Regions from separate parts of the Homo sapiens genome. Here region 1 is linked to region 2. A link is an interaction called in ENCODE POLR2A ChIA-PET data of the cell type or tissue named here. Cell type or tissue: OCI-LY7. All regions are shown on one strand. Links, peaks and the distances in the headings refer to the core of each region. The heading gives the core; the rest is flanking DNA.

Region 1 (2,904 bases), core at 154-2,653, 79 kb after region 2:
GTGTGGTGGTAGACACCTGTAGTCCCAGGTACTTGGGAGGCCAAGGCATGTGGATTGCTTGAGCCTAGTTTGAGACCAGCCTGGGCAACATGGCAAAACTCCATCTTTACAAAAACAAAAAACAAAAAACAAAAAACCAAGAAAATTAGCCAGGCGTGGTGGCACACACCTATAGTCCCAGCTACTCAGAAGGCTGAGGTAGGAGGATCAATTGAGCCTCGGAGGTCGAGGCTGCAGTGAGCTGTGATCACACCACTGCATTCCAGCCTGGGCAACAAAGCGAGGCCCTGTCTCAAAAATAAGTAAATAAAAATAATAAATAATTAATTTAAAATGTAGATGAATAGGTCTGGAAGCCCAGATGGAGATGAAGGCTGGCAATAGATGTGTGAATCATTGGCTTATGAATATTAGAGAGTAGCTGACACTATGGATGCGTATAACACTCGCATAAAATTCAGGAGGAGATGAGAAGAGAGTTCCACTCAAAGAAGACTGATGTGGCTGATGAGGAAGAAAATGCTTTTGAGGGAGTTGTTTCTCAAGATGAATTTATTGAGGAATAAGATGGCAGACTGGGGAGCCTTCACCTCCTCCCCTAAGTCCCAGTGAAACCTAAAAAGTCATCTGAAATATTAACATCACCAAAAGCGAAGTTTGAGAAGATAAGGAAGTATGAACATAACTAAAAAACAAAGTGGGAAACATTTGTAATACAGAACAGGGCAATGAAAACCTTGAAGTAAAATGGCCATCCCTCAAGAAAGTTCAGGAAATAGTTAACATCAGCTGGGTGCAGTGGCTCACACCTATAATCCCAGCACTTTGGAAGGCTGAGGCAGGTGGATCACCTGAGGTCAGGAGCTCGAGACCAGTCTGGCCAACATAGTGAAACTCCGTCTCTGCTAAAAATACAAAAAAAATTAGCCAGGCGTGGTGGTGTGCACCTGTAATCCCAGCTACTCTGGAGGCTGAGAAGGGAGAATTCCTTGAACCGGGGAGATGAAGGTTGGAGTGAGCAGAGACCGCGCCATTGCACTCCAGCCTGGGCAACAAGAGCGAAGAACAAAACTATGTCTCAAAAAAACAAAACACAGCAAACAAAAATCTATTTTGAAAGAGATGAGAGTGAGCCATATAACTTGTTTAAACAAAAGGAAGTTGTGTTGTCGTGTAATTAAATGAAAATACTAGGAAGTGAAATAATACCTCCAATGGAAATGGTAGAAAGCAGAACTGAAAAACTTCTGCTAGGTAGGATATGGTAGGTCTCTGCACGCCACCACTCCCATTGCAACCGCTAGGGAAAAAACAGCTAAGATGAAAATGTCTTTTTTTTTCTTTTTTTTTTTTTTTTGAGATGGAGTCTCGCGCTGTTGCACAGGCTGGAGTGCAGTGGCGCGATCTCAGTTCACTGCAACCTCTGCCTCTCGGGTTCAAGCGATTCTCCTGCCTCAGCCTCCTGAGTAGCTGGGATTACAGGCACGCATCACTACGAGCGGCTAATTTTTGTAATTTTAGTAGAGACGGGGTTTCAACATGTTGGTCAGGCTGGTCTCAAACTCCTGACCTCAAGTGACCCGCCCACCTCGGCCTCCCAAAGTGTTGGGATTACAGGGATGAGCCACCACGCCTGGCCGAAATGTCTTATTTTTAAAAAGAATGAAGAGTGGTCACAGAAATAAAGACTGAATGGACTAAAATTTCAAGGAGGGAAGAGCCCTTCCGAGTTGAACTAGTGATAGGCAGCTATTTTCTTCCCTGAAACATTTGCCCATTTGGGACATGAGGATCAGACTTGGCCCAAGCAGAGAGACTCTACTGGGGAAGAGAGAAAGGAACAGTTTTTGGTAGTTGCAAGGACTTGCTATGGATTAGGACCTAGAGGAGCACAAAATGCAGAGTGTTTTCCCCATGGGACATTTGCTGAGTTCTGAGGCAGTGCAGGAGACTGAGAAGGCAAGTCCCACAGTCTTGCAGTGTTTAGAGAGGAGGCCTGGAGTGAACAAATAGCTGGTCTCCCCAACATAAGGTATTTGCCAGGTTTTGCGCCTGTGTGGGTTGGGAAGCTAAAGAGCTCCCTTTAAATCTCTGAAGAGCAGAACTTTAAGATCTGAGAGAGACAGAGACTGACTAGGCTTTCAATCCAAAATCCAAGAGGGCCATTCCTAAGGAACAAGGACAACCAGGAGGGGATTGAATTTTACTGCAATTCCAACACTGCCCCAACCCAGTTCAGTACGTAATTGCATCGAAGTGACTAGCTCCTGTAGGGAATAACAAGATTTGAAGCCCCTATCCTTCTTTTATACCCAATATGTGACATACAATTAAAAATCATAAACCATGCAAAAAATGGAGAAATGTGGGGCTAATACATAAAAGAAAAAATAAATAAAAGCAGACCCACATGTGATCCAGGCATTGGAACTGGCAAAGATTTTTAAATAACTTGGTTAATATGTCAAATAGAGAAGAAGATGGACAAAAAAGAAGCAAATGTAGAGAATGTCAACAGAGTTGGAATCTATTAAAAGAGGATGAAAGGAGGCTATTGAACTGAAAAATACCCCTGAAATTACAAACTCATTGGATGGATTTCATAAACATTGATAGAAGTAAAGGATAAAATCACAATCGAATTTAGAAATTAAGTCATATCAGAAAACAGAATTAGTGAACTTAATAGGTTAAAAGGAGGTACCTAAACTGAAGTACAGAGAGGAAAAAAGAGAATGGAAGCTAAGAAACATGGGACTATATGAATAATTCAAGTTACAGAAGAAGTGGAGAGAGAAATTAGGTCCAGAACAACTGGAAAATGACCCAAACGTATATACAGCAATAAAAACAAACAAACAAAACACCACTAATATATGCACCGACATTGATGAATGTCAAAGA
Region 2 (2,904 bases), core at 318-2,817:
TGCAAGCGGCCTCCTTCCTCCAGCTCATCTTCCAGTCCTCTCAGACCCCCAGGGAAGCTCTGCATTCGCCCAGCGCAACCCCAGGAGGGCAGGAGCAGGCAAACTTTCCCTGAACTGATGCCAAGGCTTTGAAGCCAAAGACCGGTCCATGATACAGCAAAGCTGCTCTGGGCTGGGCCCTGCTGGTGGCCCTCCATGGCACAAATCGCCACCACCTGGGATAGGAGAGGGCACAAGTCCACCAAGGAGTGCCAGCCTGGGACCCATCACGGGCCCATCCTCCCCTAGGTACACGAAGGCCTGACTCTCCCACACTCACTTGCCATCCTTCTGGAGGGCACAGGCAGGATTGGAATCTGGCTCTGTAGCTGCACATATGCCCTGCTGAGGCCCTCACACTACAGAACGCTGGCAGGCAGGCCCTTGCTCACCTCCAGGGACAGAGAACCCACTACTCTCAGAGGAAAAGAACAAGCACGGAGAGCCCCTCACCCCACCGGCTCCATGCCAAGGGCTGTTTTGGGAACTCAGGTAATTCACTTCTTCCATCCCTCCCGCAGCCCTGGGAGGCAGGCACATGATGTTGGCCTTTTTTATGCAGAAACCAGAATTCAGAGAGGTTATGTAACTTGCCCAAATCCACGCAGCTGGGAGGTGGTAGTAAGTAGGGTAACACACATCTCGATTTGCCCTGGAGTCCCAGTTTACATCCATTGTCCTGGTGTGATAATTAACACAGTTTATTTTCATTCTCAAAAGTGCTCCAGTTCAGACAACAAGTTCAGTGGCATCAAGAATCTGAGCTCTTTCCCTGAACTATCCAACCTCTTCTCCCAACCCCGCTTTCCACCCAGAGCCTCAGGGGCCACCTGCTGTCACCTGTTCGAAACTCCCAGCCTCTGCTGCAGGCTCCAGGGACAGAGGCTGCAGAATTATCAGCCAGCATCGCTGAGCTGTGGCTTTTCTCCAGAAGAGGAAGCGGAGGCTGTGGTCCAAGCCTTCTCGCTCTTCTTGAGAAACTGCTGCTTCTCCCACTCCTGCAGCCGTCTGGAACTGCTCTGAGGCCCCGAGGCCCACCCTGTCCTTTGGAGGCTCCCAGAGTCCCAGCCCGGCTCTTTCTCTGGCTGGGAGCTGCTGCCTGGGTGGGGAGCAGCAGGCAGCAGCTGTCAACCTCCCCCAGCCTGGGACCCGCCGCTGGCAGAGGCCTCTGGGCAGAGACAATGGGCGATGGGTCTTCTGTGGCAGCTGGGGAGGAATCCCCAGGGGCTCCAGCAGCCACTTCTCCCTCCGTGCAGCTGGCACAGCCCCGTGTGTCCTCAAAGCCAGGGCTCAGAGAAGCCAGCTGGTGGGGCGCACCCAGGGGCCCCGAGCCTGGCCCAGACCCTGCTAGGTGCTCCAGTTCATGAGTGCAGCAACCACTAGGAGGCAGGGGCTCAACTCTGCAGCTGTGCAGGGCAGACCCAGGACTTCGGGGACAAGCCCCTCGGCATGCAGTAGGCTCCTGCTTTCCAAAACGCACTCACTCTGCTTCTCGGAAAGGCTTCTCGGCTGGCCCACGCTCCCTGTTGGCAGGAGACGAAGGAGGAAGGGAGAAAACCCTCCCTGGTTGGGGTGGGCTGTGTACCCTGCCCCACAGGGTCACCACTGGGAAGAAGGACAGGACAAGAAGGTAGACAGAAGCCCGAAGTAGAGTCCAGAAAGCCCCAGCCATGGTGAGGCGTCCCCGCACAGGCCTGAGGCTGTCCCTGCAGCTAGCCAAGGTCAAGGTCGAGGTTTTGGCATCGCCACACCTCAACTGTGTGGTTCCACGGCCCCACAGAGGGTTCGGTGACGCCTGGGAAGGTGCCGGGTTCCACGGCCCCACAGAGGGTTCGGTGACGCCTGGGAAGGTGCCGGGATCCACGGCCCCACAGAGGGTTCGGTGACGCCTGGGAAGGTGCCGGGTTCCACGGCCCCACAGAGGGTTCGGTGACGCCTGGGAAGGTGCCGGGATCCACGGCCCCACAGAGGGTTCGGTGACGCCTGGGAAGGTGCCAGGATGGCACTCTGATGGTCTCTAGGCTCAGATCTATTCAGGATGTGGGAGTTCACCCCAGAGAGCCTGTCTGTCCCCATGGGTCCCACACACAGGGCCTGTCACACACACAGGCCACAGGCATCTGCCTGTCCTGGCCCCATCTACTCAGTCCCTGCCAGGAGCCACAAGGCCCCATGAAGGTCAGGCCCTGGCACTATGCCTGGGCCAGGAGTGGAGCAGAGAGCTCAGGTCCCTGCTTCCTGTAGGGAAGACTTTCCTTGGTAGGATAGAACCTGGAGCAGGGACTCTTGGGGTGGGAGGTGGCAATGGTGCCCCGGGAACTGCTGATGCGGAGTAAGGGTCTGAAGAGCCACCACTACCAGATCTGAAACCCCCGCCTAGAAGGAAGGACATCAGAGACACTGAGAGACTCCTGGACTTCTGCCCAGAGCCCTGCTCGGGCTCAGAGAGGGGTGGCCCCCTGCGCTGTGGCCCCCACCACTGTGGGAGCGTTGAGACGCTGTGACAGGGAGGCAGTTAACACTGCTAACCTCAAAGATGAACTCAGCAGTCAGCACCAGGGAGATCGGAGGTCAGCCCACGCCAGCCCCACCACAGACACCCGCCTGCATGGCTGGATGTGCATATAAGGACAGAGACCCGTGCGGCCACCGTCGCCACCAGGTCCCTTGCACCCAGTGAGAGCCAGTCTGGAATGGGCGGGACCTGGCCCCTTCCTCAGCCATGGAGTGCCCTTGGCAAGTTCTGTGGCCTCTCAGAGTCCCAGTGTCTCATCTGCACCATCAACATGCCACTTGGTCCTGGCCTCCGGGGCTGCTGCAGCATCCTTTTGGTCAGATATTCCACAAACATTTCTTAACCAGAGC

What was found. Peaks named below come from ENCODE experiments on the same cell type or tissue, not always from the same donor. Only the 100,000 strongest peaks of a DNase experiment are listed, where the experiment ranks them.
Region 1: POLR2A ChIA-PET joins it to region 2 with 11 read pairs; 7 of 35 experiments call an interaction of 5 or more read pairs at or near these places.

The regions. Positions count from the first base shown.
Region 1 is chr15:90,896,078-90,898,981 of GRCh38, forward strand. No RefSeq gene overlaps it. Among named protein-coding and RNA genes, the nearest start is that of MAN2A2, 5.8 kb to the right of the region's middle. In OCI-LY7, for the core only: a CTCF peak has its summit at 1,281; a DNase peak (open chromatin) is centred at 1,274; H3K4me3 peaks cover 1,460 bases; H3K27ac peaks cover 1,414 bases.
Region 2 is chr15:90,817,408-90,820,311 of GRCh38, forward strand. No RefSeq gene overlaps it. Among named protein-coding and RNA genes, the nearest start is that of FURIN, 50 kb to the right of the region's middle. RefSeq lists an enhancer at 1-655. In OCI-LY7, for the core only: a CTCF peak has its summit at 1,426 (motif pointing right); DNase peaks (open chromatin) are centred at 984 and 1,334; H3K4me3 peaks cover 528 bases; H3K27ac peaks cover 1,502 bases.